2 separate regions of the Homo sapiens genome follow, and region 2 is linked to region 1. A link is an interaction called in ENCODE POLR2A ChIA-PET data of the cell type or tissue named here. Cell type or tissue: GM12878. All regions are shown on one strand.

Evidence for each region. ChIA-PET counts read pairs that join two places held together with the same protein. Peaks named below come from ENCODE experiments on the same cell type or tissue, not always from the same donor. Only the 100,000 strongest peaks of a DNase experiment are listed, where the experiment ranks them.
Region 2: POLR2A ChIA-PET joins it to region 1 with 8 read pairs; 5 of 35 experiments call an interaction of 5 or more read pairs at or near these places.

The regions. Positions count from the first base shown.
Region 1 is chr6:138,766,361-138,771,360 of GRCh38, reverse strand. All of the region lies in intron 1 of CCDC28A-AS1 (CCDC28A antisense RNA 1), which reads left to right. Among named protein-coding and RNA genes, the nearest start is that of CCDC28A-AS1, 4.8 kb to the left of the region's middle. RefSeq lists an enhancer at 2,616-2,675. In GM12878, no CTCF peak of the experiment used is centred here; a DNase peak (open chromatin) is centred at 2,604; H3K27ac peaks cover 670 bases.
Region 2 is chr6:138,668,006-138,673,005 of GRCh38, reverse strand. It overlaps a transcript of NHSL1 not described here. Among named protein-coding and RNA genes, the nearest start is that of NHSL1-AS1, 21 kb to the left of the region's middle. In GM12878, no CTCF peak of the experiment used is centred here; no DNase peak of the experiment used is centred here.

The DNA.
Region 1 (5,000 bases):
ATGTCACTGTGCTCCAGCCTGGGTTACAAAATGAGACCCTGTCTCAAAAAAATAAAAAAAAAATAAGAAGGAGAAGGAGAAGAAAAGAAGCATTCTTGAATAGAACATACGGCTAAAATGCAGGCCATTAGGCAAAATGAACTTTAACATGTTTGAGGAAGCAGAGGGTTAGTGAGGTGAATTGTACTGGGCTAGGGACAGAGTGACGCAAGATAGAGTTGTTGTAGAGGTACAGTTTCAAGTGTGATTTCTTTAATCTAAAATCTAGAGTTCCTCCCTGAGAGAAATGATCTTTCAGATTTTCTAGATTTTCCTTTAATTCCTTTAAACTGTAAGCATCCATTCTTTGGATTAACTGTTAAATGCAGACCTTGTATAAATTACTCCAATCATATACTTTCTTCCTGAGGATTATATTTAGAGGATGGGAGCTTTGATTAACAAGACCCTTCCCCTGCCTCCCAGTACTCATACATTGTATAGCATAGGTAGGTAAGGAGGAATACTGCTGGCGAATTTCCTAGTAGTGGCAGTGGAGAGCCATTGAGAGAAAAATCTGCTGGGGGCCCAGAAATCTCTATTTAAAAAAAATTTGTCTTATGGAAAATTTCAAACATATACTGAGGAAGACAGAAGACTATAATGAATCCCTCATCCAGCCATTAACCCCTGGCCAATGATGTCGATTATAGCTGTTACCAGTGACGTTGACCCTGATCCTTTATGGAATGGAATTTTTGTTATGTTATTTTTTAGGGTGCTATGAGGATAAGAAAAGAAACAGGCATTTGAGAAGAAAATTATAACCGAATTTATACTTATAAATTTTTGATATCATAATCTCAGGTGATTCACATGGACACGCGTAAACACACCCACAAGTGCAGCTAGAAGTAAATCACCCAGAAACTGTCATTGTCCTTGTACATTGTATATACAATGCAATCATTTCATACCTTGGCCAGAAAACTGTGATTTCTGTCTTGCAAAGCTGTATGTAGTAGATAATGTGATAACCTGTAATATTGATCTGATAAATATGTATTCAGATGAAACCTGTAAAAAAAAAAAGCCCCTCTTCTGACATTTTTCAGTCTCTAGTATTATGTTGAAGTAAATCTCAGATATAATTTAATCCCTAATATTTTAATATAGATTGCTAAAAGATTAAAACTTTTAAAGACTTCACCACAATGCCTTTATGATTCCTAAGCAGCAATGAATGATTAATGTTATTAAATATTCAGTAAGTATTCAAGTTTCCATTCGAATCAGAAGTGTCATAACTTTTTTCACATTTTACTTGAGTCAGGAACCTCTCTTTCTGTAAGGTCCTCAGGTGATGAATGGGTTTGGAAGCCTCTCTTGTACAGCCTCATTAGTTGAGCTACAAACATGCATTGTCCTTTCCCTTCAGAAAGTTAGGGCGCTATGAAAGCAGGAGTCCCCAGCCTCCAGCTGTAGACTGGAACTAGTCCGTGGCCTGTTAGGAACTGGGCCACACAGCAGGAGGTGAGCAGCCAGTGAGGGAGCATTACCACCTGAGCTCCCACCTACTGTCAGATCAGCAGTGGCATGAGATTCTCATAGGAGCCTGAGCCCTAATGTGAACTGCGCATGCAAGGGATCTAGGTGGGCGGTGGTCCTTATGAGAATCTAACGAAAGCCTGATGATCTCAGGTGGAACAGTTTCAGTTTCATCCCCAACCCCCACCCCGCCCCATCCATGGAAAGATTGTTTTCCACTAAACTGGTCCCTGGTGCCAAAAAGATTGGGGACTGTTGCTCTAAAGGGGAAGGCAGGTATCTCAAAGCAAATGGATACTCTCAGTGCCTGAAGCACAGTCATTCCTGTATTGTCCTTTGTGGTTCTTATAGGGAAGAGATGTTTTTTGTTTGTTTCTTGTTTTTGTTTGTTTTTACCCAGAAGCCTATCCATCATTTTCTAAGTGTGCTTCCACTTCCATTTCCCCTGATGCCGGAATGCCTTGGCCAAGATAGTAACTGCTTAATGCTTCTTTGCGTGTCTGGCTCAGGAAACAGCTAAGAAAAAAGATAAGAAGTCATAAAGCAGAAATGAGCTCGGCATGTTCACGGAACTGAAAGAATGCCAGCGTAGTGGTCTGGAGTGCAGGGGGACAAGAAGTAGTATGAGATGAAGTCCCCAAGGTTGCCAGAGGGTCAGGTCAGGAAGGGTTTTTTAAACCAATATAAGAAATCTGTATTTTTTCCCCTAAGCACAGCAATAGGCATTGGAGAGTTTTAAGGCATGACATGGTCTAAGTTACATTTTTAAAAGATTATTCTATAGAAGAATGGAAACAGGAAGGCCAGTTAAGAGAAATGGGCCATAGTGAGGTGTTATATAGGCTTGCTTTACAGCTCAGACCTGAAAAAATAAGTTATTTCAAAAGCCATACTGTACTATGACTACTATTATAAAACTTGGTAAGATTCCTTGAGACACCCTCTAAAAAGGGTGCCAAGAGACTGGATCTGAACTATCCAGCACTGAAGGCCTTCAGAGCTGTGCTATTGTAGATGAGCAAGCCTTTTGGGAACTGTTAATAGTGAAAGGAAGAACCACGTGGTGAAGAGCTGGGAGCCACCATTTATGGAGGAGCATGGTATGGTGTCATGGAAAGTGCACCAGACCGGGAGTTGGGGGAAACCCCATCTCTTGTCTACTCCAGGCTGTACACTTTTTTTTTTTTGAGACAGAGTCTCACTCTGTCACCAGGCTGGAGTGCAGTGGCAGAATCTTGGCTCACTGCAACCTCCGCCTCCCAAGTTCAAGCGATTCTCGTGCCTCAGCCTTCTGAATATCTGGGATTACAGGCAGGTGCCACCACACCCAGCTAATTTTTGTATTTTTAGTAAAGACGGGATTTTACCATGTTGGCCAGGAAGGTCTCCATCTCCTGACCTCGTGATCCCCCCGCCTCAGCCTCCCAAAGTGCTGGGATTACAGGCATGAGCCACTGTGCCCAGCCTCTAGGCTGTACATCTTAAGTATTAGTGAGAGGCCCAAAAATGAACACAGAGGCCCTTACCAATTTAAGTATTTTGTTGTTGTTGTTGTTGTTAATGGCTTTGGAAAAACAAGGGGCAAAATCAGACTTTAAAAGTTATATGGGCCAGGTGCGGTGGCTCATGCCTGTAATCCCAGCACTTTGGGAGGCTGAGGCAGGCGGATCACAAGGTCAAGAGATGGAGACCATCCTGGCCAACATGGTGAAACCGTGTCTCTACTAAAAATACAAAAATTAGCTGGGTGTGGTGGCACATGCCTGTAGTCCCAGCTACTCGGGAGGCTGAGGCAGGAGAATCGCTTGAACATGGGAGGCGGAGGTTGCAGTGAGCCGAGATTGTGCCACTGCACTCCAGCCTGGTGACAGTGCAAGACTCCATCTCAAAAAAAAAAAAAAAATAATAAGTTATATGGATAGACATTTACAACATTCCTACATATATGGTTTTTTATAAACTGCCTTCATCACTAGGCTATAACTTCCTTGAGGGCAAATATGTTTTATTTGATTTTTGTATCCTAAGCACATTGCAAAGAACATAACATAAAGTAGGTGCTCAATAAATGAGGTAGGAATGAATGAAACTTCCTGATTTTATTTCCGAAAGTAAAGTGATTCCAGCAACCCCTCTTTAAACCAAAGTAGGCCCAGTCATAATGCTAATCAGATGGCATCACTACTGCCCAGGCAAGTGCTCTTTTTTTCTTAGCAGAGCAATTCTGGCTACACCGGCCTTTCTGCCAAGTGGTTTGAAGAAGGAAACCATCCTAAAGCTTAGGGGAATCATTGACTGATTGGTTCTTTAAAAAACAAAACAAAACAAAAAAAAACGTAATATTTGGGATGGTTTCAGGTTATGATTCTACAAAATTTACTTTTAATCCAACTTCAAGTTCAGACTTCCTTTTTAAGGCCAAGAGTAAACAGGATTAGGGGATGGTTATCAGCAAGATAGGAAGATGATTCGTTCTCCCAGTATCCTGTATCCAGGTTCTTGGTTCTTGCCACATGAACACTCCAGCTTTAGAAGAAGGTTTGTGTTACAGACTTAACCAGACAGCAAAGGATATCATGGGTAAGCAGACTGGCAGTAGTGCATTACAACCCTTCCTTCAGTTTTCTCTCTTTTTCTTGAATTTTAGTCCAAATTCAGCAGTATTATCATGGAGAACCACAAGGCTGCTAAGAAATATGTGTAGAGATAGCTTACAATATAGCAGAGGAAGAGGAAGGAAGGGAGGCGAGAAAGAAGAAAGGAAAGAAGGAGAAGAAAGAGAGGGAAGGAGGAAGGGAAGCAAAGAAAAAGCTTCCATAACACTTCGTTTATATCTCTATTTTAAAGTATTTGTTTAAAACCCAAACTGCTACCACTCTGAATTTTAAGAAATTGGCATAATTCCTGTCAGTGGGGAAATATTAAATATAGGGGCAAGAGAAGGGATGAGACTCTAGGTAGAAGACCCATTGTGTTGTCTGAGAGTTGGATGTGCACAGGTGGGCAGGAGGCTGAGTTTAAGGATATGAGATTGAGAACATTGAATTATTCTGTATAATAAAGTTGGAAGAATTGTTCACTGGGGTGAGTTTGGGGGTTGGGATTATTGCTAAGAGATAGCCAAAAAAAAAAAGAGGTCAGAGGCAGAGGGAGAAAGGCCTGTCAAAGTGGTAGGAAGGAGGAAGACTTTAAAAAGAGAAAGTCTGTTATTCAATTTGCAACTGTTAATGTTACTGTAAATGCACACACTGACACACACACAGGCACACACATCCCCCATGCTCCCAGACAGCAACATAAGTCCTCTATAAGCTCACAGCTTGTCATGAATGAATCATTATGATAATCAAAGAAAAGGGGTTGTGTTCCACATCTTTGGGAGATTTCATGGAGATTGAAGATGAAATGTGTGTAACAATAAGGAAGTCCAAAAACTGAACTGTGTCAGATGAAGCAGGAGCTTAGACTAAGTC
Region 2 (5,000 bases), 98 kb after region 1:
AGTCTTGCTCTCCCAGATTGGAGTGCAGTGGTGCGATCTCGGCTCACTGCAACCTCTGCCTCCCTGGTTCAAGCAATTTTCCTGCCTCAGCCGCCCGAGTAGCTGGGACTACAAGTGCGTGCCACCATGCCCAGCTAATTTTTGTAATTTTAGTAGAGACAAGGTTTCATCATGTTGGCCAGGCTGGTCTTGATTTCCTGACCTCGTGATCTGCCTACCTCGGCCTCCCAAAGTGCTGAGATTACAGGTGTGAGCCACTGCGCCCAGCTGAAACATTTTTATTATAAGTCCTCAAAAAGGAATATATCTCATGTTTTAGGAGACATAATGTAGTATTTGAAATTGAAATATGGTGAACGTCTGTTTCAAAAAGAAGTGGAAAGTGTTCTGAATTAGCTATTATGTTCCTTTTGCTCAGATATTCTGCTTGTACTTGATTCCACTTTAGAATTAGACCATATTGCCCCTCAGATGGCTTCACAGACCTAGACTGAGCTGAAGTGTTCTTTTAGTATACTATGGTTTTTAAAAAATTTTTTCCTGGGTTATAGATAGTAATTACCTAATTCCATTTTTAGTTTTATTGTTGAGTGCTGGGCGGTCAGAGGAATAACTATGAAGGGGAAAGAAAATCATAGGGAGGAGGTAGCGATGAAATTCCTTCTTGACTGATAGTTACTGCACGCTTTAAAAAATAATGTATTCTCCTTAGCATTCAAGGATGTAACTGTTATGAGATTGTTAAGCTGCCTTCTTTGACTTTTTCCCCAATGGTTGTAGAGGATTTATGGTGAAAAAGTTTTCATTTCATGCTGTATACAGTCTCTCTTGGTGAATGAGCTGACTGCATGGCCACAGACACGAGCACTGGGCATGAGCCAGTGTGAATGGTCATGGGTAGTCATTCAGAAATTTTAGCTGATTTTAAAGAAATTTTCCTCTGTATCTCCAAACATTACGCTCCTTTTGCTCTTTTGTGGTTTTTTAGTTTTAAGTATTGGTATCTATTGACCTCTCAAGATGAGGATTTAGCCCTTTTTTCCTTCCTCAACCCACCCCCCTATAGGTATACCTCCCATCCTACATCTTCCCTATCCTCTTTCATTGCTTTGTTTAGTTCAGCATTCAGTGTGTATAGCGTTAAAGCAGTGTCCACCATTCGAGCAGAGCCACATCATCAAACACGATTGCTTTTCCTTTATTTTACAACTTTTGTCTCTCCTGACATAAATAACGGCTTTTTGGGGTGTGTATATTTCTATGTGTTTATTGTTGTTTCAACTTTCAACTCTACCCTATCAGTATCTTCTTTTTGCCTTAAGAATTCACTGAGTTTTGTCTTCTTGGAGATATGACTCCTAGAGCCTTCCAATCTGATTTAATCTAATCTAGATGAGTGTTCCTCCGTGGCTGGTTCTCAGCCATCTGTGTGACCTCCTTCACTGTCATCCTAGAGACTTCCTTTCTCTTCTGATGCCTGTCTCCCCTAATCACTTTCTTGGTTTACTTCTTCATTTGGTGGAGCCCTGCCTCTGATATCTTTTTTTTTTTTTTTGGAGACAGATTCTCGCTCTGTTGCCCAGCCTGGAGTGCAGTGGCGCGATCTTGGCTCACTGCAATCTCTGCCTCCTGGGTTCAAGCAATTCTTCTGCCTCAGCCTCCCGAGTAGCTGGGATTACAGGCGCACGTCATCATGCCCGGCTAATTTTTTAGTAGAGACGGGGTTTCACCATGTTGGCCAGGCTGGTCTCGAACTCCTGACCTTAAGTGATCTGCCCGCCTCGGCCTCCCAAAGTGTTGGGATTACAGGCGTGAGCCACCACGCCCGACCTATTTTTATTTTATTTTTTAGAGATAGAATCTTGCTCTGTCACTCAGGCTGGAGTGTAGTGGCGTGTTCATAGCGCACTGCAGCCTCAAACTCCTGGCTTCAAGTGATCCTCCTGCCTCAGCCTCCTGGGAGTATCTGGGACTCCAGACATGCACCACCATGCCTGGCTAAGTTTTAAAACACTTTTTGTAGAGGTAGGAGTCTCACTGTGTTGCTCGTCTTGAACTCCTGGCCTCAGCAATCCTTCCTCCTCAGCCTCCCAGGGTGCTGGGATTACAGGCATTGAGCCACTGTGCTTGGCCTATCTGGTCCATTTCTTATTCTTTCTTTTTCAGTCCTTCTACTGAGCTTTTCATTTTTGCTATCAGGTTTTTCATTTGCAAGAGCTTGTTTTGTTGTTCTTGTTCTGGGTATTCTTTTATATAACATCCTGCTTTTAGTTTATTGATGTACTGTCTCTTCTTATCTCTGAGACTGAGTTTTTAAAGTTTTTTTTTTTTTTTTTTTTTGAGACGGAGTCTCGCTTTGTCGCCCAGGCTGGAGTGCAGTGGCGGGATCTCGGCTCACTGCAAGCTCCGCCTCCCGGGTTCACGCCATTCTCCTGCCTCAGCCTCCCAAGTAGCTGGGACTACAGGCGCCCGCCACTACGCCCGGCTAATTTTTTGTATTTTTAGTAGAGACGGGGTTTCACCGTTTTAGCCGGGATGGTCTCGATCTCCTGACCTCGTGATCCGCCCGCCTCGGCCTCCCAAAGTGCTGGGATTATAGGCGTGAGCCACCGCGCCCGGCCTTTTTTTTTTTTTTACCTTCAACGGTGTTTGCTGCAAGTTGTTTTTTTCTGTTTAGATCTCTTTTCCATTTGAATGATTTTCCTAAGGTGTCTAGTAGTCTCTGGCTGTCTCTATTCATGTAAGAGGGTGAGGGACTCAAAGGCTGCTTGGAAGGTCTGAGTGTTTGAAGGGGGCTTGTTGGCTGGGTGGGAGCGTTGTGGGGAAGAGGACCTGTCAGTAACTTTATTGATTGATTGATTGATTTTATTTTTATTTTAGTTTTTGAGATGGAGTCTCACTCTGTCACCCAGGCTGGAGTGCAGTGGCGTGATTTCGGCTCACTGCAACCTCCACCTCCTGGGTTCAAGCAGTTCTCCTGCCTCAGTCTCCCAAGTAGCTGGGATTACAGGCACATGTTACCATGCCCGGCTAAATTTTGTATTTTTAGTAGAGACAGGGTTTGACCATATTGGCCATGCTGGTCTCAAACTCCTGACCTCGGGTGATCCACCCACCTTGGCCTCCCAAAGTGCTAGGATTACAGGTGTGAGCCACTGCACCCGGCCTGTCAGTAACTTTATTTAGGTCATCTTAGGCTGCTCAGTTTCTCCAAAGAAGACCCCTCTACTCTCTTAGCTGGCTGGTAAGGCCCAACTGTCAGCTTTCCAGGAGCTGTGTGGAAAGAAGCCTGGGTCTCAGCATTCAGAATGCATCTTTTTACTTACTTCCTCTATGTTTGGTAGGTTCTCAACTGTGCTTTGTATTCTCAGACCAGAAACCTTCTGTTTTAACCCTTTAACATCCAGTTTCCTGCCAGGATGGGAAGGGTGGCCACTCGTGGCTAGGAATGTGGTCAGGAGATGTAGGGTTAACAATTTTCAACCAATTCTTCTTTTAACTGTTCCTTCTTCCCCAAGAAAATCAATTCACCTCTACTTCCAGAAGTCCTTATTACCGCCAATACCTGCACTTTGGGAACTCGGCAGTATAAATAGCATAGGTTCTTAGCTTCCCCGCCGAGTTGGTTTAGGATTGTCTTCATCAAGTCACCCGTCTGTTATGGCTCAACCTTTATTCTCCACTTTATGAAAATTTTTTTGTCACCTCTTCCCCCATTCTCTCCATCTTCTTAAAACAATCTCTTTGCTGCAGTTTCAGTAGGGCTTTGAGAGGGGTCTAGATTTGACATCTGTGTTCAGTTCGCCCCCTTTGCTAGAACTCCAGGACACTTTCTATGTGTGTGTTTTCCTATCTTCTCAAGCAGAATACCTTTCCCTGTGCTTTCCTCGCCTCCCCTGTTCTATGAAGGATACCACCATGCTTTTAGCCATCAGACCAGAACTTAAGGGTCAGCTTAAGTGTGGAATGTTTTACTCTGAGATGGTGACTTCATTTGCTAAGTAAATGCAACTAGTCATGAGGCCAATTTCCCTTGCTTCCTCCATCGTGTATCCAACCAGTGAACAATTTTTCTTGTTTCTAGGGCCGGGTACGGTGGCTCACACCTGTAATCCCAGCACTTTGGGAGGCCGAGGTGGGTGGATCACAAGGTCAGGAGATTGAGACCATCCTGGCCAACATGGTGAAACCCTGTCTCTGCTAAAAATACAAAAATTAGCTGGATGTGGTGGCACGTGCCTGTAGTCCCAGCTACGCGGGAGACTGAGGCAGGAGAATCGCTTAACCCGGGAGGCGGAGGTTGCAGTGAGCCGAGACTGCGCCACTGCACTCCAGCCTGGCTACAGAGCAAGACTCTGTCTCAAAAAAAAAAAAAAAAAGAAAAAAAAATTTCTTGTTTTTAAATTCTTTTTTTCTTTCCTTTTAAAAAAGTTTATTTCATTTTTAATTGACAGATAATAATTGCATATGTTTATGGGGTGCAACATGATGTTTTGATAATGTATATATGGTGAAATGATGAAATCAGGCTAGTTAGCAAAACAATTTCTTTTCTTTTTTTTGAGATGGAGTTTCGCTCTTGTTGGCCAGGTTGGAGTGCAATGGCACCATCTCGGCTCACTGCAACCTCCGCCTCCCAGGTTCAAGCGATTCTTCTGCCTCATCCTCCCTAGTAGTTGCGACTACAGGCATGAGCCACCATGCTTGGCTAATTTTATATTTTTAGTAGAGACGGGGTATTTTGTATTTTTAGTAGAGACTAACCCCTGACCTCAGGTGATCCATCCACCTCGGCCTCCCAAACTGCTGGGATTGCAGGCGTGAGCTACTGTGCCCAGCCACAATTTCTTTTCTAACAAGGTCTCTCACTCTGTCTGATAAGTCACCAGGTCCCCATGTTCCTGGAGGGGCTGCCCATGCTGGTTTAACCTGTGGTGTGTGTCCACTAAAATGAATTCTTTCTGAGTGGTCCTAAGTGTACCACACAGTCAAAAACAAAG